Regions from separate parts of the Mus musculus genome. Here region 2 is linked to region 1. Evidence: chromatin loops called from intact Hi-C (ENCODE). Cell type or tissue: left cerebral cortex. All regions are shown on one strand. Links, peaks and the distances in the headings refer to the core of each region. The heading gives the core; the rest is flanking DNA. Region 1 overlaps Tmem132d (transmembrane protein 132D). Region 2 overlaps Tmem132d (transmembrane protein 132D).

Region 1 (11,945 bases), core at 2,619-10,618:
TCATGTGTGGAGTGTGCAGGCTTTAAGCATGCAGACATTCCTACCATCGGCGCCTGAAATCCTAAGTGGTGGGTGTATAACTAGATGCTCTCTGCGCAGAGTTTAGCAGTCTTATGTTCCCACACTCTCCAGACCAGATTCTTTTTTTGATGTCCCTTACTCTGTACAGAAAAATCCCCCTCTTGTTTCCTTAAAATTAAAAATAATAATAATAATAATAATTCCTTTTCTGCGAAGCCTGTGAATAAGGAGATTTGTCTCCCAGGAAGTGGCTCGTAACTGCCCAGTTTCCAAGTCCCACATGGGCGACACACTTCCTCTTAATTGTCTCACTAACTGTTACTAAAAGAAAGAGATGAAATAAATCTGGCAAGGTTTTCAGTTTGCCGTCCTCTTAGAGCAGTGGGACTCAGCCCTAATGCTGTGACCCTTTAAAACAGCTCCCCATGTTGTGGTGACCCTTAAACATCAAACTATTTGGTTGATACTTTGTAACTGTGATTGTGCTGCTGTTATGGATTGTAAAGTAAACATATATCAGATATGTAGAATATCTGATATGCGACCCCTGTAAAAGGGCCATTCAACCCCCAAAGGGGTTGCAACCCACAGGTTGAGAACCACTGTCTTTGTGACCCTGGATGTATTGATCCAGGTTGGTTGCAGCTCTGTACCATCGAAGGTTCCCTTTTACAGATTAACTCCAAAGGTTTTGCTTTCACTAACCATCTGTTCCATGAAGGCTTGGGACCCTGGTTCCTTCTAATGTTGGTTTCTCTTGTCCACAACAAACACATGTTCTGTCAGGAAACCAAAGTCACAGGCATTCAGTGTGGAATTGGGAGAGCACTGAAGGGCACACGGCGTTTATTGACAGACCTGGAGGGGACATAGATCATTCTATTCAAATGCATCAGGTGGATTGGGCACAGGGTCCCCTCTGTTGCAGGGCACCCAGGATGCTGGATCTGTGGCATGAGTCTTATAAAGACTTTTTTTTTAAAGATTTATTTATTTATTTATTTATTTATTATATGTAAGTACATTGTAGCTATCTTCAGACACTCCAGAAGAGGGAGTCAGATCTCATTATGGATGGTTGTAAACCACCATGTGGTTGCTGGGATTTGAACTTCGGACCTTCGGAAGAGCAGTCGGGTGCTCTTACCCACAGAGCCATCTCACCAGCCCTTATAAAGACTTTTAAATGAGTCTTGTAGTGGGTTTGGCTTAATGCCGCTCATATTCTAATGCTAATTTGGGTCCTCCAAAAACTTTGCGTGAGACATTGAGGGACCCTGTCCACAGTTAATTCTGATTAGTAAATAAAGATGCCAGCAGCACATAGCTGGGAAGAAGAGACAGTAGGCAGGGTTTAGGTTTCCTGGGTGTGGGATCACAAGGAAGGAGCAGGAAGGAGAGAGCCACCACGCCTTAGATAAGTGTGCATAAGAGAGATAAGAGCCACCATGGGATAGAGAAGCAAGAACACCCTGGGATCTAGGTCAAGAGAATGTGGCTCAGAAGACTAATTAGAATTAAGCACAGCCAAGATGGAACACAGAAATTAGTAAGTGGTAACTCGGAGTTATAGGTAGGAGGTAGATTCTAACAGCATGGAGGGTAGGCAGTTAGTTGCCCAGCTATTGTGCTACATAAGGCATATTTAAATATAAAGGCTGTGTGTGTGTGTGTGTGTGTGTGTGTGTGTGTGTGTGTGTGTGTGTGTGTGTGTTTGTGTGTGTGTCTTTCATCCGGTAACATAAATGGTCAAAAGATGGGATTTATTAAAAAATTCATACTGCAGAGTCTTGGTGCATGGCTGGCCCACGTTGGACCTTTCTATATAGATAATTGCATTTGAGATTTACAAACTTCAGGTAATGGCACTAGACAAGGAAATTCAGTTTCAGAGAGACTCAATTTCATGAAGTTTCATACCTACTAAGTTTAGAATGAGAGCTCCGCATTTTGGCTCAGGTCCTAGTAGACAAAAGTTGACATGGCTATCACTGATTGGTAGAAATATGCATAGAAACAAGCTAGGTTTGCATAGAGAGATGCCCGTGTGGCACAGGGAGTCCCTGAATGGGGAGTCCCGAATTGAACCCATGGGAGGTTGCAAGAGGGACCATGGCAAACAGTAGTGCCAACTAAATGTGAACCCAGTCTCGAATCCCACCGATTGTTGCTATTTGAAAATATGAGTCTAGCCAGTGTTGACATAATTCTCCAACCAGAACAAAGAAATTTAGATATATAGGCAAAATGGTCACATAGTTATTAATTAATTTCATGTTTGTTGTTATTGTGTTGTAATCAAAGCCAGAGCTTTATGGACTCAGCCAAGGCTCTTATCACTGAGCTATACCCGCAAGACCTCGAAGATTTAAAACATCAAATTGAGCGCACCTGCCCAGTGTTCCATTTGCAAACCCCAGCTGATGCTCGGTGTGCGGTAGACCCCAAGCAGATATGCACAGGTCTGACTAAGTCAGTTGGTTTGGCAAGCTACACTGGATGCACTCAGGAGAAGGGTATTTATTTTGAGAGTATCATTCGTAGTAGTTTGGGACTGGAAACACTCAATTATCTACTAGTACGGAATTAAGTAAATGAACTGCAGTCGTCATATTTAACAGACTGCCAAGCGGTCATCAGAAAATACAGCATAATTTGGGAAAGGCACTCTGGATATATAATCAGACCAGATCATTTTAAGACAGCATGCTAGTTACTATTCCATGAGGTACATGGATTTAGTGAATGTCCCAAAGAGGACCTGGTTCTGTGTGCCCACACGTGTGCACACATCATCTCTCCTTCATTATAAACTCTGCACAGAAGGACCTCATCACCTGCTAGTGTAATTACCCTTGGTTAGAACTGTATGGATAGTGATTTTTTTTTCCCAGCGGGGTTTGCTCTCTATGTTTACAAACGGATCTACTGTTTGAGGGTTCTATGTGTATTTTCGGAAATAGAAGATTTAACAGGAACAAATGACCTTCTGAGACTAAAGAACATAACATTCGGCATTATCAAAAAGGCCAAGGGACACTTAAAGTGGCAACTGTCATGGCTGGGGGGAGGGGCTTAGTAACTACATGTCACTGAACACCTGCAAGCATTCTTTGACATTTATGGTCCTGAGATTGAACAAGGGGCTTCTTACCTATTAGGCAAGAGCTCTCCCACTGGTCCTCCCTCCCCCCTCTCCCTCCCTCCCTCCATCTATCCATCCATCCATCCCTCCCTCCATCCATCCCTGTCTCCCTGTCTCCTCCTCCCCCATTCCTCTCTCTGTGTAAGCACCAACCTAAACTGAGAGACTCAGACTCTGTATACACCAGCCACAAAGTAAAGGTGTAACCAGGTGAAGCCAGAAATCCCAAGAGGGATGCAAACTGAAGTGTGGGATACAAGGGGCTTTCAGAGGGAGGGTGACACCAAGGACTCCAGCAGAATCTGCTCCACCTGGCCCTTGTCTAAACATCTCAGAGCCAGTAATGAAACTTACTGCTGACAGATAAAAGGTATCCTGATCCTCCATGGTAACAAAATGACTTTCCTAACCATCTGGAGTACCAGGTAAGAGTTCAGAACTCTGAGGCTTTGCCCAAGACTAGACTATGACACCAGCCAGCTAAGAGAGAACCCAGCCTGGGCCAAAATTTCTTTCCTGATCTCTTTTTGCTTTCGACTCCTCCCTGACCCTGGGACCACACAAACCACCGGGGAGAAGGGTTTTTAGATGGGAGCTCCCTTGGGTATTATGTAGCCTTGCTGGGCTCACCTGTTCCAGCCGTGAACAGCATGGCTCATCCTGAGAGAACAGGAATAGCAGTGGACATCCTCAAGAGATGGGAAAGGGAGGGTTGGGGATTTAGCTCAGTGATAGAGTGCTTGCTGGGTTTGGTCCTCAGCTCTGGAAGAGAGAGAGAGAGAGAGAGAGAGAGAGAGAGAGAGAGATGGGGAAGGGATGGGGGACACACAGACCTGAGATGGGTTGGCATCACCTACTTTGCAGGTTCTGGGATTCAACTGTAACAGATGCTGATGGCCCTTGAGGCAGCCTCACAGCACCCACTGTACACTACGAGGCTTCCCATGAGCAAAGGCCTTCCCTTGGGCTGCTTTGGCGGATGGACTCTCATGGTTTAAGCCAAAGAACAGGATGAGCCATGCTGTTCACGGCTGGAACAGGTGAGCCCAGCAAGGCTACATAATACCCAGGGAGCTCCCATCTAAAAACCCCATGCCTGACAGGAGTTAGCAGGCAATTACATGCCAGTCACTGATGCTTGTGTTGGATTCTCTGGAGCCTCTTCTACACTGTCCCCTGACATCTCCAAAGGTGGAACCCTGCAGTGCCCCACCCCCACGGTCCACAAGGATTCACATGCTCCAGCCAGATACCACCTATCCATGTCTCCCCTCTCTCTGTTCCCTGTCTTCTCTGTGAAATGCTTGCTCTCATTTGTTCCTTGTGATCAGAACCTACAGAGTGCTGCCCATAAGGGGAACAGGTTTCAGGCTATTGTTCTCATTTGGCTCAATGGACATGTTGCCCTGTAGAAATAGAAATGAGGACAGTCCTCTAAACTGTGGGGCCTTGCCTAGCTAGGAAAGGATACCCAGCCACTTATCGAGAGCTCAATAAGTGACACCCGAAATCACTGTCACATAAGAAATTAGATATTTTGGATTTTCACGTATTATTCTTTCTTGTATATGACAACTGTTTCTTTCCCCAAGCAGAAGGAATTAATGCTTAGATATGATTAAAGATGAGGTGTGAACATCACACTGCTTCTGACTTGCCCAGAAATGCAGCAGAGAGGAGAGGGGAAAGTGGAGGAAAGCCTCTTAGACAGGTTGAATTCTGTGGAAAGGCTGTAGCTAACAAATACAGAATAAGCCTATGGAGAGAGAGAATTCCTGTGCAGGTATTAGAGATGCTCGCACACAGGCGCAGGAGGTGTAAGGCAGAAGTGCTGAGTGCATGAGTGAGAGCAGAAGCGACTGAGCACTGATCGACGCAGAGCAATGTGAGCTTGGAATAGATCCTGTGCATATGCACTGGCCCGCACAAGCCTAGTTAGAGTTAAGGCGTAGAGAAATAGAGATATCTTCAGGGAGGGTTTCCCCAGGGAAGCATGCCTTTCCACAGGGCTCTGTCAGTCATCCAAAATCCTCCTGTCTAGCCATGGAGCGCCAGCCCCTCTTAGCCCCAGCCCTGTACCAGAGTTCCCCATCAGCACCACTCGAGTGTTGACGCGGCTGTTTTGGCAGGAAACAAACACGTCTGCCTCCATACAAAGCCACTTGGTTTTCACATTCATACCTATCTGAAGTGACATACCGCGGCTGAGCGTTCGGATGAGATGGCATTTGTAAAACCAATTTTCAAGTGTTTCAACTTCAGTAAAGTGCAGTTCACATCTCAGATGACGAGGGACTTAATTTGTCACTGATTTCGAATGTCACAAGATCAGAGAATCATAAGCATTCATTGAAAATTCCAATTAGTCGTGCTCATCAAGAGGTCAGTGGTTCTTATCCATGCAGGCTCCCTGCCCTCATGTCCAGGCTCCATGTAAATGAAACCGAATTCCTAGTGGGATGAAGGCATCTGTAGAGTCAGTCAACACTAGGATAAGATAACAGAGGATCCTGTGATGAATTTGTTCTTCAGAAAAGAAATGTCCTGACAGGTGCCGGACTTTTTTTTTTTTTTTTTTTTTGGTCCTTTGTTTAATGGGGATGAAGAGAAGATCTGCTCTTTAAAAAAAAAAATCTTTCAGGTTATTTGAACTTCAAAGTGAAGGGAATATCTGGAAATTTGAGCATTTGGGTCACCCTATACAATATTTACTCATGTAATACACATGTACACACCTGTATACATACATGCATGCCCACACATGTACACACAGATGTGTGCACACACATGTATAATGTATAAATACACTCAGACACTCACATGTGCTCACACATATACATACTCATGTGCACACACATGTGTACATGCATGCACACACATATACAAGTGTGCTTCCAGGCACATGTGTGTATGCACAGATGCATACTCTCACACACATACATGCATACATGGTCACCTGCACTCACACACACTCTTCAGCTACATACAAACACACATGCACACACACATACACACATGTGCTTTTGTGCATATGTATACGTTATAATACACATATGCACACATGTATAAACACATACATAGACTATTTGTTCTCAGAGATAAGATTAGATGTCTGTCCTCTTGGGATGTGCCTGAGAAGGAGCCACACAACCAGATTTAGAGTCTTAGGACAAAGGAAACAAAGGCCACTGAAGCTTTCACAGAATTTACCATGTCTAACACAGCAAAATTGAGGCTGCAGTTTCAAGTGAGTCAGAGAACCTTAGGAGCACCACAGAGTTCTCAGAAACAGGTAGGTGAGCTCCCGAGACTGATGTCCCTTGACACTGCCTTGCCATACATTCATTACATCTGGATATCAAGAGTGTTGCATGTGTTGGGTGAATTGCCTTCAAAGTACGTATGAAAATTCAGTCATCTGCACTAGCCACTCTCATCAACTCAACCCTCTTCCCCCAGAAAACATGGCTTCCTGCCACAAGTTCACTCTTCCAGATGGCTGGCAGAAGATTCCACTCATGGCTTTCCCTCACACACATCTCGACTATGAAGCCAGCACTATTAAATCCATCATTTCTCAGTGGGTGGATGTTCTGGATGTTTCTAGCTTTTAGCTTTTCACTCTCTGTGCGCAGTGACAGACTATCACTGGAGATAGCGCCATGGCAGAAGGGGGGCTCTGGTAAGATGGCTTGGGCACCTGGGAACTTGCCAAAACAACTCAGCCACAGTCACATGTCTGAGACTTTGTTCTGAATATCCACTGAGTTACTCTGTTCCCCGATGTGGTCACAGGGTTGTGAGTACCAAGGACACCAAGGAGAACAGCTTGGCATTCTGCAAACCTCTAGCATTCTGTTAGCCAGAGATCACTTGGCCAAGCTCATCCCTTCCATCCATTGGAGGGATATGCAAGAGTGGGTTGTGCTTCACAGGGGCTTCCAAATGCTCCTCTGATGCGAGGCTAGGTAGGTAAACTTCTGATTTTTATAAGCAAGCACCAATTTAATTTCCCTGAAAGTTGCAGCAATTAACATTATCCCTGCTAACAAATTCAAAACCTCATTTCCCAAATCAGTGTCAGGGTAAATGTTAATTTTATCAACTTGACAATGTTGTGGCTAAAAACTGTCTTTGAAATTCTCATTTCCTTCATCACTAGTAAGACTAAAAATGTTTTCTTATGATCATTTGGTAAATCATAATTTCCGTATTGGGATGGACCCAATGTCTAATACATGCTACGCAAATGCTCCACTGCTGATCCACACATCCATCCCTCCTTATATTTCTTATTTTGAGACACAATTTTATCAAGCTTCCTTGAACTCATGTTGTAGCCCAAGCTGACCTTGCAATCCTCCTGCCTCAACCTCCTGGTTAGCTGAGATGGCAGGCCTATTCCATCAAGGACTGGTTATGGTTCCCTTTCTCTATACTGTTTTAATTTTTTTTCCTGATTATATGCAAGCTCACTACATAGTTTTCTGGTGTCTCTTTATATAGTAGATTAATTCTAATTTCTACTTCAATAGACATTGCCTGTTCTGGAATTCCAGGTTTGGGATGTGGCCTACATATTGCTCAGCCTCCTCTTCCCCTCTTCATCTGCCTGTGCCACTTTGAGGCTGACCCATGTTTTAGAGTGGCCAGTTGTTTCCTGCTGTGTTGTGATTCCCATAGGGTTCCTGCCCCCTGCTGTGTCTCCCAGCACTCTGCTACATAAAGACACAAGGTCCACTTTCCTAGGTGGTCTTTCATGCAAACACTACCAGGACACATCTCAGAACTAACAATAGGACCACAAGAGATTTGCAGCGTTGATGTGAGCAATTCCTGATTGATGGAATGGCACAGAGAACCCTGCCTTCTCCATGTGGTGGCCAGTTTTTTCAGCTTAGTACATACAGCCCCTGGGAATCTATGTTTCTCCCATCATTCCCCAGGAGATGACTGACTATAAGTTTTTGAGAGAGGTGCGAATCAGAACCAGATGGCCATACCCTATGCAACAATTCCTTCCTTGCAGCAAAGCTCTTTGCTGGGGCATAGACAGGTGTCCACAGAGTACTGTGGAATTGTGGAGTTGCTTTAATTGTGGCAAACTAGCCACTGGGCAAGAAATTCCCTAACTTGATCTGCAGACAAAAATCATGTCCAAAAAGGATAATCAAATGCAGGATAGTTGACTGCTAAGCTCTGCTAACACAGAGTAAGATAGTCCTTCATAATTCCTGCTTCTCTTAATGTCAATCAATGTTCTGGGCCAGAAGGCTGAAGATAGATGCTCTAGCATTTTAAAAGATATTGGGGATGGTCCAGGCTGTCGGCTATCCCTGTCATTTCTGTGATTTTTGGAGTCTGTATCCCTATGCTTCCTGCATACTCAAATAATATTTATTCCTCACCATTAAACTTAAGTTGTTTAGGACTTAAAAAGATTTTTTTTAGGATGGCAGTGCAAGTTAAGATAAAAAGATATTTAGACATAAACTTCTAATTCACCAAGATAGGATAGATGATAAAGTACCTCACCTAAGTTATGAAATATAAACAGACTGGACTTCTAAATGTAATTCATACTTAATCATTTTCACAATTGTTTCAGGATAGTTCATACTATGTATTGTTTGTTACATAAGAGAAAAAGCCTTTTTAACTGGGCAAAAGAGAGGAAATGTAGTGGGTTGGCCTGATGCTGCTTGTATTCTAATATTAATACTGATTCTTCAAGACTTAAACTCAAGTGATGCTATGTGAACTTGCTCCCAAATTATTTCTGATTGGTGAATAAAAATGCTGACAGTCAATAGATGAGCAGAAGAGACACAGGATGGGTTTAGGATTCCCAGGCTTGGAGTCAGAGGAGAACCATAAAAGAAGAAGAAGGTGAGGATGAGGGGAAGCCCCCATGGGTTAGGTGAGTCATGAAATCATGGCCCTGAAGGCTGGCCATTTGGAATTAAGAGCAGCCCAAATGAAACATAGTAAGTAGTAACTTGGTGTTGTCCATAGAAAAGTAGATTCTAATAGCATAGAGGGTAGATATCTGCTCAGCTATTGTGCTGTTTAAATACTAAAAGTTGTCTGTCTTTTATCCAGGAACTGAATGACCATAGCAGGATAGAAACCCCGCAATGGGATTTTAAATTTCTCCAACCTTGGTGGTTGGATAGCCAGTCCCTCTCACACCCATACTCCTCCTCTGTGACATCCATGTACAGCAGCAGAGAGACTCTGAAAAATCCTATTACATCTCTGTTTCCAAGCTCTGTAGCCTCTCGCCTCACCCCAGAGAAGCATCAATGTCTCAATCTCTCCCATACTTACTAACCTGTGAGGCCTGCCATGTGTGGCTTCTCACTTACTCTCTAACTCTCCTCCCTCTCTGAACTTAGAGTGAGAATGTTCTAGATGCCTGTCTCAGATCCACCACACCAGGCATTCCTCTTACCTGACACTCTCTGTTGTAGAGTATGTTCTTATTCACACCCACTTCCTTATTTTTCCCTTTTAATGTAGTCTGGACCTCCAGTTCTTGGGATTATACCACCCACATTCAAGGAGACCTCCCCTTTACTTTATTCTCCTAGGAAGAGATCTCATGTGTACATACCAAATGTGCCTTTTTCATGCCTTGTGTTTCTTTTTAAATTCAAACTTTTTATCCTTTTGGGAGTTTTACACATGAGTATAGTATTTATATCATTACCCACTTCTGCATGCAACCCCACTTGCATATCCCAATCCACTCCTCCCAATCCAATCCCCTTCTTTAATTATTATTGCTACACATGTACACCTGTATGTACTTTCTAGTTTGTTAACTAATGTTTCCTAAGCATTCCAGCATCCTCAGTGCCTGATATGTGACGGGAACCCATTAAGTATTCATTCAGGTCAATGACACCAGCAAGTCCTACCATGACCTCACCTCCTTAGAACTCCTGGTCTTGACTCCTGGATGCTCAGCCTGCAAGAGATTCTTTCTCTAGCTTTCTGAAATCAAGATGCTTCAACGGTAGCTAATGGCCTTAGATTTTGAAACTAGATTTTTAAAACAACCTAAACCTTCCCATTCTCTCCCTCTTAAAAAAAAAAAAAGAAATGGCCTCCGGAAGATCTGACAACTGAAAGTTTTTCATCCTTGACAGTGATTGGTTGTTGCAATTGGGTTTTTTAAGATAAGATAGTTTATCTAAAATGATCAGTTCATATCTGGTTTAGATGTTGGCTTAAGTTTTGTTTATGATTATCAGGCTTTTGAGAGAGGTGACAACTTTGGTTCCATTGTGACTGAGCTATAAGTTGGGTTGCGTTTTACTTACTTGGCTTAAAGAATGATATTTGCCCGAGTTCTCAGGCATGGCTTCCCTTTAATTGTATGAAATGTCCTACGATGCTTGGCAGCTTAGAAGGTCAAGTTGAAAACTTCCCATGGGATATTAATGTGGCAAAATTAGATGTGAGTGGTTCCTAATTGAGAGAGTGCTACCTGCAGCATAGAACTGACTCAGCATAGAAAGTCTCATTCACACTCATGAGTCCCAAGTCATGCTCACAAGATCAAGGTCAGTGTGATCTGGCTCAGGGTCCTATACTCGCCCCTCCTAGTTTTGTTTATGTTACTGTGATAAAACACCTTGAACAAAGCAACTTAGGAAATGAATTGTTTATTCCAGGTTACTGTTCATCACTGGGGGTGGGTGAAGGCAAGCAGTCAATCATATTACATCTGCATTTAAGAGTGAGGAGAAATGAATGAATTCTTGCTTGCATGCCCTCATACAGCATTCTCTTGCCTTATGTAGAGCAGGATCCCCGTGCCTGGGGAATAGAGCCTTCCACAGTGGACCCCATTGGGTCTTCTTATACCAATTTAGAATGAAGACGGGCTCCCACAGATGTACCCACAGAGCAACCTGATCAGGACAATTGCTGATTGTCTTTCTAAGTGATTCTAAGTTGTAGCAAGCTGACATTCAAAACTCACCAGCACAGCACCCAAGTGACTGTCACGTAAGCAAGGCTTGGAATACACAGGGGAGAGATATAGCCTGTAAGGAGTTTTATGGAATTTGTATAAAGGGCCCATGATTATATTTAAGTGTAGCCTTGATCACTTGATTGAACAAACCATGGGAATGCCTTATATCCTTCTTCACTTTGATTATAACTATTCTAACTATTCTGGTTTCTGACAAGGAATGGGACACACGTTTCCAAAAGTATTCTGTACACACATAGACATGGGCATGCATGCATAGAGGCATGCATATAGATAGGTACATCAAGTCACACCCATCTAAGGATGTTTTATTGGCATAGACTCATACTTTTTGCTTCCCTCATTTCCTGAGATGTGTCAGTTAGTATCCATGGGCTACAGACCAGAGATGTTAGATGCCCTATGCTTTGGAGAGTAGATTCAGTCAATAGAGAAAGCAGTCCTGCATCACACACATCCTCCAAATATCCTCAGGGGAAACTGATACAGGATGAAAAGCTATCCTCAGATAGCTGCTTTGCAAGCTCAACTTGGTTTTATGCCTATTTCAGAAGTATGTAAGCTTTCTTTAAGCCCTTACCTTTATTACTCTCTAGCCCTCCTTTCTCTCTTTCCCTTCCCCCCTCTTTCCACGTGGCTATGGATGGGCCTCTCCCTTTCTACCTTCTCTCTCTCTCTCTCTCTGCCTTTCTACAATAATGCTCTAAAACCATTTTAATAAAGAAGTATGTCAGCATAGCTTTACTATAGATGAACTTTTTAAGGACTCCC
Region 2 (11,945 bases), core at 2,187-10,186, 130 kb after region 1:
CAGATACAGGTTGATCTCTATGACTTTGAGGCCAGCCTAGACTACATGATGAGTTCCAGGCCAGACAGGGCTACGTAGTTATCTTAAAGTAAAAATCAAAGGAGGAAAAATGAAAGGTTTCTTTCTTTAACTAGAAAAAAAAATCAACCAATGCTATTTTGAGTAAAAGCACTTAACAGCAATGACTGTGGGTGGCTTTGCCATCAATTTCAGCCACAGAGAATTTTCGTAGCACTCAGAAAGTCAGGACAGATGTTGTATGTTCCATCTCTCTTTTCCCACATCTTCTCTGTTGACCTGAAGTTTGACAGCTCAGCCTCAAGCTTATTGATGGCCAAACCTTGATACAACAGTTCCACAAAGAACCGCCCCCATCTTTTCAAGGCCCTCAAAAGGCTTTTCCCACAGGCCATTTAACCATCCTAGCTGCCTTGGTACCCCCTGGTTCCTTGTGTAACTTCATTTTCCACTTTGGTGGTATCCACTGGGCAGGATCAGACTCAGACTACAAGTGGTAAAGACCTTTGAATAAATGGGCCTCATGGCAAAAGAGTCAATAGTGGTTAGAGAAAGAGACCTGCAAATAGACTCAAGAGTTAATGTGAATGGCTGCAGATTCTCCATCTGCAGATATAGCCAGCTGTCCATGGCTCAAATGTTCTGGGGGGCAAAGCATTATATGTGTATGAAATACAGACAGACTAAAGCATTACATGTGTGCAGAATACAAACAGGCATTCTATGGAGTTGTGCCCCCACACATTGGTGTGTAACTAACTACTGGTCACACAGCACCTGCTGTGCAGCATGATACTGGCTGCCTGGTGAGTTCATTGTCTCCATATGATAAAAAGTGAAAGGCAGGAAAAACATCTCATCCAAAGGCATAAATGTTTATTGGCTCCTCAAGGGCTCCCAGAGCTGAGAAGACCCTGTCTCTAAGGGGTCTGGGCTTTTATCTTGGGTGGTTTGTATGCTTTCTTATAATTGTCTTTCTCTCTTCTATGGGTCCTAATATATCCAAGCAGCCCTTCTGGTGCAGGAGTTTGGTGTTCTGTTTCTGTCCACAAGCACAGGAATAGCTGTTGGTTGGAATTTGTCACTAATTAGTGTGGACCCATGGCCGCTCTGTTTTTTGGTGTTGTAATAGTCAATAAAGAGAATCTTAATGGGAAAAGAGAAACTTAAGACAAAGAAAGGAAAAATAGAGAGTGCTCTCCCTCCTCTCTTTGTTTCTCTGTGCCCTGGGGCTGAGAGGGATGTTTTCAGTTGGATATCATAAATAATCGTAGAAGAAATTCTCAGAGGGTATGCACAAGCTAGGTGTAAATGTTGCACCCATTTATAGAAGGGACTTGAGTATCTGTGGATTAGAGCTCCTTGGAGTACCTGGAGAGCCACTCTACATATACCAAGAGATAGGTTGTATTCCAGGTATCACTTGTTAAAAACAGTGAATGAAAAACTTACTATGTAATTGAAGAACCACCCCTAGTGCCCAGGATCTTGGCAGCCAGTACCAGAAGGTGAGGTCATTTTTCACGGAAAGCCTGTGTGCACCCCAGGTGCTCCCACTACCCGCCAGGCCCAACACCATCTCCTCTCTATGAAATTCGTATTTAGCAACAGAGTCCTTCTTGTTGTAGTGGTAAAACAGCCTGACCTAAGGAACTCCATGGAGAAAGGGTTTACTTTGGCTTATGGTTCAAGGCAGTCAGAGTCCATGGCAATAGGAAGAGAAAGCTGGGCGGCAGAGACAAGAAGCTAGTTGGTCACATTATATCCACACTCAGGAAGCCGAGAGAGAACAGGAAATGGAGTAAGCCTATGAGCCCTCAAATGCTAACTCCAGTGATGTACTTCCTCCAGTAAGGTTCCACTCCTTGTGGAACCTCAACAAGTGGCGCCACCTACTGTTCAAATACTTGAGCCTGTGGGGGACATGTCTCATTCAAACCATATTACCTAAACTCAAATTCAAAGTTACAGAAAACACACACACACTCAGAAACACACACTATACACATTACTTTAAAAAAGAAAAGAAAAAAAAAAGATAATCAGGTCTTTGAAGGCAATGTAGAATACATGAGGACCAGCCCCAAATAAGGAAGAACAATGGCCAGGCTTTGATATTTTTGACACATAGTAGCTGTCACTCACTGCTCACCAGTCAAAGGCTACAAAGTATATCAGCATACAGACCACCCAGGTTCAAGTTGAAATAGTAAGTCCCATCTGTGATAGTGTGGGCAACCATGTGTTGATCCAAAAGTGAAAATGTTTTGAATCAATTTCAAAATATTTTGAAACTGGTGCATGTATATATTTGCCAACTGTGTCACATTGTGAGGGCAAAACATCAGACTCATATTTATCAACTGGTTTAGTCATGTTGGCCTTTGTAATTTTTTTCTTTCGCAAAACATTTTCCAATAAGTGTAATTTTATTGATAGGTGCTAAGAACACTGAACATTTCAAGGGATGCTGAAGTCTGAGTTTGAATATATTTGTGCAAGTAAAGTCTAGTTAGATAACATTTGGGCAAACTTTTTATTAGCTTTTGTTTGGAAGTTGGTGGTGGTAACATTCCAGCTTATGAGAATTGAGGAAAATAACAACTGTGTATTTTTACAAGTCATTTACAGTGAATGGCTAAGCCGTTGTATTTGTTACTTTACTGTCGCAAAATATCTAACAGAAGCAACTTAAGAGAGAAGGGTTTATTTTAGCTCAGGGTTTCACCAGTCTTTCATTCCACTATTGTGAGCATGACTGGTGTGCAGCTAAGAGTTGGAGGTGGGAATTCCTTACCTAGTAACAGAATCAGGAGGTACAAAGTGTCTGGCAGAGCCACAGGAGGGTTAACCTTCCAAGACCCACCCCATAGAGACTCACTTTCACCTTCCAGGCTCCAACCCTGAAAAGCTCCAGTCTTCAATATAGAAAAACAAGCTGGGAGCCCTCTGGAGCGTTTTTCGGAGTTATCTGCCAAATTTGCCCTAAGAAAAATAGTGGTGCATCATTTAAAAAATGCCCATTCATCTCTGCAAGGTGTCTTGGTTATGTCCGCCCTGTTCCCTCCCTCTGTCTCTCCCTGGCTTCCCTCCTCTATCACATCTCCCATCTCCTTAAGGCAATTCCCATTTCTCTTTAAAGAAGTGACCATGGATATGGATCTACAAGTTAACTCTTCTCCCCACTACAGGGTGGGAAGGACTCCCTTCTTCCCCTTCTGCTCCCCATCTTCTCTTTCCAGCTCGAAGTCTAAAGACTTTGTTTTTATACTCATCAGACAGACCTCAGGTGTCGGCTGCTGTGCCTTAAGAATGCTGTAGGCAGGAGCCACTTCAATAGACTTACACAGAGAGTTGAACTCATGCTCGATGGAGGTGATGTCTCCACAGGGAGCCAGGCTCCACGTGGTGCTGGGTGTCCAATATGCTCAGTTAAGTTCTCTGGATTCCACTCTACCATTGCTTAAACTCCTTTCCCAATCTAAGAAGCATTTTTAGCCCACTGATGGCTTGGTCATCTCTTAAAGAACAGCTTTAAAAACTGCTCCAGCTATGGCATAGAGTCCAACCCATCAATCAGTTTATGACAAGCTAGGGCTGCACTCATAATTACTAACAAACAAAGACCCCTGACTAGTTAAGGGGCAGGTCTCCTGGGCTCATTTCACCAAATGGGACGAGATCACAAGCCAGCTAGAATGAACTCTTGGGCTTTCCAGGCAGTTGGCTACCTGAGGAAAAGCATGTCCTTCATATAGAGGGTTGGATAATGGCCTGGAAAATCCCCTCGAGTGAAACAAACTGTGACTGTAAAACAAAGGCTTAGGTGAAGGAGTCAACTGCTTGCCTTTTTATGTGCTTATGGTGGTTTGAATTTGCTTGCCCCAGGGAGGTGTCGCCTTGTCGGAGTAGGTGTGGCCTTGTTGATACAAGTGTGTCACTTGTGAGGGTGGACTTTGTGACCCTCCTCCTAGCTGCCTGGAAGGCAAGTCTGCTTCTGGCTTCCTTTCAATGAAGATATAGATCTTCATGGAGATCTCAGCAACTCTAGCACCATGTCTGCCTGCTTGGGTGCTGCCATGTTTCCTGCCTTGACGATAATGGACTGAATCTCTGAACTTGTAAGCCAGCTCCAATCAAATGTTGTCTTTTATAAGGCATGCTGTCTTCACAGCAATGGAAACCCTAACTAAAATCGCACTTAACAATCTCAAAACCTTCAAAAGAAAACGAATTTTAAAAAAAGGAAAAAGTAAACCACTTCCTATAAGCAAAGATGCTTCGAGGAACTGAGATAATAGAGGCATAGTGAAGAGCGAGCCCTCCCGCCACTCCTCATTAGCAAAGCAAACGTTTGTAGCCATAGCACAATATTCTCACCTTCAACCCTCCCAGCCACTATGATGTGACCACAGGTGAGACAGATACGTCCATCCCGTGAAACTGACTGTCAACAGCTAAATTAGAGTCGGGATGGTGATATTAAATGGTGAAGATGCTCTCAGACTGGAGTTAACGCTCTGAAATGTATTTATGTGTAACCTGTGACCTTCCCATCAGAAGGAATTTACCAAACATGTACTAGGCTGATCTAAACATCTCCTTCAATGGAAGCCCTAATGACTTCTAATCATGTCTTCCCCCACAATCACCCTAGATTTCAGAATCAATTCCATTTTACTTTGGCTCACCGCTTACCTTCTTTCCAGCTTGTTAATGCTTCTGATGAGGGATGTTTCTCATCTGTCTGGTTTTCTGTTTGGATGCCGTGAAAGGAGCTGGGTTGGTGATCCCAAGTTGCCCATGTGAATAGCTGTGTGTGTACTGTTCAATGAAATGACCCTGACTGTCAGGGAACTTTATGACTCCATCAGAAGAGACAGAAAAGAGTGCCTGGGCAGAATGCATGCCGCATATGCGTGAAGACCTGAGTTTAGACCCCCAGCATCTACATAAAAAGCCAGGCATGTCTGAAATCCTAGTGCCAGGGAGACAGAGACATCAGATCCTTGATATTCATGTCAGGGCAGCCTGGCTTCATGAGTAAGTTCCAGGTTCCTGCACACATGTGCATGTGCACTCACCTGCACGCATGCGCACACAAAGATGACAAGATGGGGAAGTTAATACTCTTGGTTTAGTAATAGCAAAACCATACGAAACATGAGCTGGAGTCGGGAGGAGAGATCCTCAGACCACATGACAGCTGGACTCTAAAATATCAGAGTGCTGCCCTACAGGAGGATACTCAGGAGCCACCCCTTGTGGGAAATGGCAGGCACCTTTCCAAGACACAGTTCACAGATCTCAGTTTATCCTCAACCTTCCAGCAGCAAACATGAGAGAGAGAGAGAGAGAGAGAGAGAGAGAGAGAGAGAGAGAGAGAGAGAGAGAAAGAGAGAGAATTACCTCCTGTGTGGTAGACTGTAGGTGCAATTCCCAGTGTTGAAAGAAATAAAGAAAGAAGACATGGAAATAAGTGGAAATTTTTATACTTTAGGCATAAGCCTGAGTACAACGATGGCACTTAGGACCTTTGCCTTTCTAGAAAATTTCATCCTTGGTGCTGGTGAGGCATTGAGGTATCTCAGCAGATGCTTGTTTCCAACCTAGACGACCAGAGTTCAGTCTAGCACAGAACCCACATGGTTGTCAGAGAGAACCAACTGCTTCAGGTTGTCCTCGGACCTCTCTCTGTGCACTGTGGGTCATGTACCCCAACCCCAACACATAAAAATTAACAATTTGATTTGTTTGTTTGTTTTTTAGTCCAAGGGAGTAGGCTGGAGAGATGATTCAGCATTTAAGAGTCTTTGTTATTCTTAAAGGTTCCTAGCACCCACATCAGACCTCCTACAGCCACCTGTAACTCCCGTTCCTTGTGATCTAGTGCCCCCTCCTGGCCTCTATAGGAACTGCATATATCTGACATACCCTCAGACACATAAATAAAACTAAAATCTTTAAGAAAAATCTACCCTTTGTTTAAAGGAATTCCTTTTGTCGTAACGAAATTATAACAAACTGAAAAAGATATTAGTTTATCAAATAAGCTGAAGAGAGTCTTAACAAGGATAAAACATGCTTTGCACCATGACCACTCTTTATATGGAAAAATTGAGGTTCCTGAAGCAGAGCTACTGAATGTCACATGACAAGAAAGAGCCTACTGGACTCCCAGACTGATACTTTTCAACCATCAGGACAATGATGTATATGTGCGCCCGCAGAGCCCGCACACCCCTAGTCACACATGCATGGTACAGCATGTCTGTGTCCCTCAGGAGGACCAAGCTGCAGAAGACTAGTTCCACCTTTGGGTGATGGTGAGTCTCTGGATATATTGATCTTCAAAGCAAGATAACAAAGCAAAGCTATGCCCAACTCAGTGGAAGGTGTGAGATGTCAGAAACTCCTAGCATAGTAGGACTACACACGTTAACACCTCCAGGAAGGAAAGCTCATGCTACCGACATCTCTGCCCATGGCAACAGTGCCAAGTTCCTGTCCCAGCGGTGCCTCTTCCTGTCTACCGAACCACGCCATGCCAGTCCCACCAGCTTAACATTCTGCTAGAAAGTTCAGCCATAATATGTTTTGCACAGCCTGCATATTTTCCATATGATGGTTCAATTCCCCCCATAATACTTTCAGCAGGGATCATCTGTTTGTTTATTCTTCTCTTGGGACAGAAAGTGGGGCACAACCTGTTGGGTAAACCAGGCCTCCCTACACACAGATCGTAGAAGCAGAGAACTCAGAAGGCTGTGGCTTTGGATCAGAGAAAGCAAAAGATGACACAGCTACCGATGCTTTATAGATGTGAATAGATGGCAGACAGATGGGTAGTAGGATAGGATAGATGTCAGACAACTGGATAGATAAATGATAAATGGATGATAGATAGATTATAAATAGATAAATAGATGATAGATAAGTAATAAGTAGATAGATGATAGATAGATAGATGATAGATAGATAGATAGATAGATAGATAGATAGATAATAGATGGATAGATGACAGATGATAGGTAGGTTATAGATAGATATCAGATTATATGATAGAGATAAGTGTATATATATGTATATAAGTATATATATGAATGGTAAAGGATAGATAGTAGATAAAAGATAGGTGGTTGGCAGATAAATGTGAGATAGATCGATAGATAGATAGATAGATAGATGCTAGGTTACAGATTGAATAACAGGTAGGTGTATAGACTAAAAATAAATAAAGATAAATAATAGCATGGTAGATAGATGCCTTTACAGATAATAAAAAGAGTGGTAGAAGATAGACAGATGAAAGGTAGGGTGACAGATGATAGTCTGAATAAGATATAGGTAGATAAACCAAAGATAGATGGAGTTACATCGTAGACAGACAGATAACAAATAGATGAGTGATAGATCTAATAGATAGATGATATATGAATAGATAATAGATAGGTTAATAGATAGATACATAGAGGGGTAGATGGATAGATACAGGGATGGATAGAGAGATAGAGAGATAGAGAGATAGATAGATAATAGATAGATAGATAGATAGATAGATAGATAGATAGATAGATAGATAGTACATGGATGGATAGATATAGAAGAGATCTACAGCATTGAGTACATGATCAACAGCTGTCCCTCTCAAGTTGCCTTTTGAATCCTCTTTCCCATGGCCTTATCTCTAACCCAGCTGCACACCTTGATTTCACCTCCCACCCATGGTCAAACCATCTCGATTCCCATGTTGCTTCAAGTATCCAGTGCTGTTGTGCTCCACGCTGTCCTGGCATGTTCTCAGTCTCATATGGCTCCCTGCCATCTACCCACTACAGATCTACCCACTACCCATCTTCATCTCTACACTGAAGATGTAACCTTTTAGATGCTGACCATGGATCTCCATATCTCCTATTTAAGCCTCACAGTTGTTGCCCGTGGCTCTTCAGAAGACATTGAGAAAATCATATCAGGATATGTAAGACCTGCTGCCCATGTACCAACATGTTTCCTGCCATGATAATAATGGACCTCCTAACCTGTAAGCCAGCCCCAGTTAAATATTTTCCTTTATAAGAGTTGCCATGGTCATGGTGTCTCTTCATAGCAATAGAACTTTCCGTGTATACATGTGTATGTGTAGTCATCCACGGACATGTGGGCTACCCCCAGTGACACACTTCTTGCGATTTGTCCTCTCTCATCAGCCATAAACTGCCAAGGGTAGAGCTGTAGGGACCCCCCCCCCCCGCCCCTCAAATCATGTGAGAATTTCAACGCTTGGTCATGTGCAGGAAACCACAGTTGCTATGAGCTGTTGTTGTGTAGCAACCCAGAAGTCATCATTTCAGGCCACTCCCCCTTCTCTACCTGCTGGCTCTTACATTCTTTCCACTCACTCTTTCTCTCTGGTCCCTGAGCCTTGGATGGGGAGGATTTCTATGTGAATGATTCCACCACAGCTGAGTATAGACTCCTTCACCATGTCACCCCGGTGAAATCCTACAGAGTCTCTAACTGGACATGTTGAGAGTAGCTCTTGAGATGGGCGTATGATCAGTGTTGGTTCATCGACTAACTCTGATCATAACAGAGCCTGGCATGCCCTTGAAACTCAAGGCTCTGGGACAACACATACCTGGAATTCTCTTCCTTGTTCACATCCAGCTCGTACCTCATCCCTCCCCATCAGTCCCTTGAATAGTTAGATGTTCTGAGGAAGTGGCTATGGAGTTCTTTTTTTTTTTTTTTTTTTTTTGCCAACTTTCATTTCTTTGGCAATCTTGTGCCTTCTTGTGACTTTAAATACCATCTATTGGTTGATAATCCCAACATGTGCATCTTCCTGCTGGAATTCCTCCCAGAACTCCAGGCTCACTCATTCCTCGTGGCTGCCTACTAGGCAATTCAAACCAGCACGTCTTAAACCAAAAAAAATCACAGCCTACACATTCCAAACCCTTTCCTTCTGGTAACTTCACCATCCCAGCCAGGCAATCCCATCATCCCAGTTGCTCAGAGAAAAATCGCTGTCTTATAATCAGACCTCAGGATCCCTTTCTCCTTAGCTCCCAATGGCTCTCAAATTATCATGTCCACACCATGGCGGGAACCATCTTCTGAAACTATATATGTATCAGTTGAACATTTTTATTTGCTAAATAAATCTAAGACAATACTTTTAAAAATAGTACATCTGTTTATTCCTTAACAATTTTTATAAAGGAAAGCAATGTGTCTTGATCATATTCACCCATAATTCCTTTCTCTCGCCCTTTAGGCACCAGGCACGGTAACATATTCTCCTCCTTTCTTCATGTTCACTCTTGATTGCTTGGTGTGTGTGTGTGTGTGTGTGTGTGTGTGTGTGTGTGTGTGTGGCTTGTTAATAGCCCACAGAGAACAATTAGTGCTGCTTGCTGAAATAGTGCCTGGTGCTGATGACTTGATCCTGTGCAGGTGACCACAGCTTCTGTGACTTCATGAGCTTCTCACAGCTCTCCTCTCTGTCTTCCAGTTCTTGCAGTCTTTCCACCCTGTCTTCCAAGATGTTCTCTGAGCCTTTATAGGGACTATTGATCTAGCTGTTGCACTTTGGGCTAAGCACTCAATAGTCACATATTCTCCAGTACGTTGTCCAATCATTTTGAATCTCTGAATCACCATCCACCCCACAAAGAGGCCCCTCTGGCCAAGCAAATGAGTTCTTATTTCCAGGTGTATGCCAATGGTGTGTCTTCAGATAAACAAATGCATGAATAAATAATGGAAACAGCCTCATTTGGATTCACATCACATTGCTCAACTAATGTTCTGGATATATTAAAATACTAGAAATCAATTATCCACTTCCCCTTAAAGATTTTTGCCCCGGGGTTTTACCTTCTTCATCCTGGTGCTTGAGCCAGCAGCCTAGTTATAAGTGGAATTCATTTTAATTCTGGGTCTTTCCTCTTTCCTCATCTTGCCTGTTCTTCTTAGCCCAGGCTGGCTTATTCCACTCCCTGTAACCCAGGCTAGCCTGGGACTCAAGGCAATCTGCTTTCTCCTGCATTTGCTTCCATAGGACTTGATTATAGTTCTATGCAACCACACCTTACCTTTGAAAGAACAATAATAAGACTACAGACTTAATTAATTTTTTATCAATATTAGTATAACTAATTGGTTTTTTAACTCAAATACTTATATATTTTTTTTATCAGGAGGGAAAAGGCTGCAAGGTCAGGCCCCCCCCCCTCAGATCGTCTGGTCTTCTGTCACTGGTGAGTCCATGATGGCTCTTTGGGACTTTATTCTGCCCCACCCACCCTATGGGTTCTCCCTAGAGAACCAAGCAGTTTTGTGTACCCTTTGATGCCCTTTCCTGCTTCATCTGTCTATAAATGTGGCACCAGAGTTTTATTACCTCTGTCTGGCTGGCTTCATCAATTTGTTCTGGCCATAGAACCTTTGGTCCAGCTGTTATGGAAATCTCACTTCTGTCTGCAAACACACTTTGTAAAATATGGCTGTTCCTCACTGGCCACTTCCTCTCTGGTTAGGGTCAGGATCAGGGTCAGGGTCAGGGTTAGGGTTAGGGTGCTGGGGTCAGGGATGGGCAGAATGACTCTGGTATAGTTCTAATGGGTTAGTTGTCTGCAATTCTTTGTTTCTTGTTCTTTTTCCTTAAGCTCCCAATTTTCTTTTCCCCTCAAGATTCCCAAATTGTCTGGCTTAATGACCTATTGAGCTTTGGTGACTTTGGAACACTCCCTTTTTTTTCCAGCAAAAGCCACATTGTGAGCCCTATTTTAATTGCTCTGTCTGGAAGACAGGCTGCTCTCCTAGTGTCTGCAGGCTGAATAGCCAACACCAGGCTAGCAGAAAGATGCATCTCACAGATATGCAGAGAGAGAGAGAGACAGAGAGAGAGAGAGAGAGACAGAGAGAGAGAGAGAGAGAGAGAGAGAGAGAGAGAGAGAGAGAATGAGAATGAATTTCTTTCCTAAATGGTACAGAGTTGGCCTGTTGAACATAAAATTGGGCTGTAGGTTGGATCAGCTTCTGCCAGAATTCCATCCGATATTACCATGGATTGCACCCACACCACACGTGCACCCTGGTAAGTTAATGGGAGAAAAGACGGAGACATATCCTCGGGGACTGTAAAGAGATTTCTGGAGTGGAAGCTATCTAGATAATTTGGTGCCTAAGTGGTGATAAGGTAATTACCGAAGTAGTAATTAGATAAAAGACGAGAAAGTCTCTTCCCTCTGGATTTAATAACATCCTAAAGTCATCAGTAACCATGCAAAGCAAAGGTGAGCAGGTACCAGGTAAAACCCCATATGCAGCACAGTGGTCAGAACACTGGGCATTTCAACTAGAACATGGGCAATCTGCATTAGGGTCTTAAAATTTTCAGAAGGAAATAGGGGAGTCTTACCACAGGGGGTCAAGAGAACTGTTTTCTCTGAAGATAACGTCGATAATGGTGTGTTTCTCTATTGACAGCTAGCCAGCTAAGTGCCTTTTAAGAGTGTTTGTTCAGGTGGATATGCAGGCGACATAGAGAGAAAGAGGACTGGATTTTTCTGTAAATAAATGGGTAGATAGAGACTGTGAATAGACCTCATGTGCTCTGAATACTAAGGTCCACACCTCCCATCTATATAAGCAGCTTAACCTTGGAGAAGCCTCCTTACAGATGTTGACTAAAAGCTATCTCCCCTTTTAGCAGCAAAACATCTAAGTAAAATTGCGAGCTGGTCAATAACCACCCACAGCATCTATTTCCTCTTTTAGACAGATAAAGTCCTGAGCCTCCAATGTGCCTTCCTTCTGCCCAGTCATCTCCCTTTCTGTGTATCCACATGGCCTGGCGGGAGTGACTGAATTAAGACGGTTCGTTCTTTTCCCAAACTCTAGTTAATAAATCCATG

What was found. Hi-C counts contacts between places; a loop is a spot of excess contacts. Peaks named below come from ENCODE experiments on the same cell type or tissue, not always from the same donor. Only the 100,000 strongest peaks of a DNase experiment are listed, where the experiment ranks them.
Region 2: a loop joins it to region 1, with 2.2 times the contacts of the local background. A loop is called at or near these places in 2 of 42 quality-filtered maps.

The regions. Positions count from the first base shown.
Region 1 is chr5:128,085,471-128,097,415 of GRCm38, reverse strand. All of the region lies in intron 3 of Tmem132d (transmembrane protein 132D), which reads left to right. Among named protein-coding and RNA genes, the nearest start is that of Tmem132d, 340 kb to the left of the region's middle. In left cerebral cortex, for the core only: no CTCF peak of the experiment used is centred there; DNase peaks (open chromatin) are centred at 5,091 and 6,700.
Region 2 is chr5:127,959,860-127,971,804 of GRCm38, reverse strand. The region is part of intron 4 of Tmem132d (transmembrane protein 132D); the gene reads left to right. Among named protein-coding and RNA genes, the nearest start is that of Glt1d1, 330 kb to the right of the region's middle. In left cerebral cortex, for the core only: a CTCF peak has its summit at 5,928 (motif pointing left); a DNase peak (open chromatin) is centred at 8,920.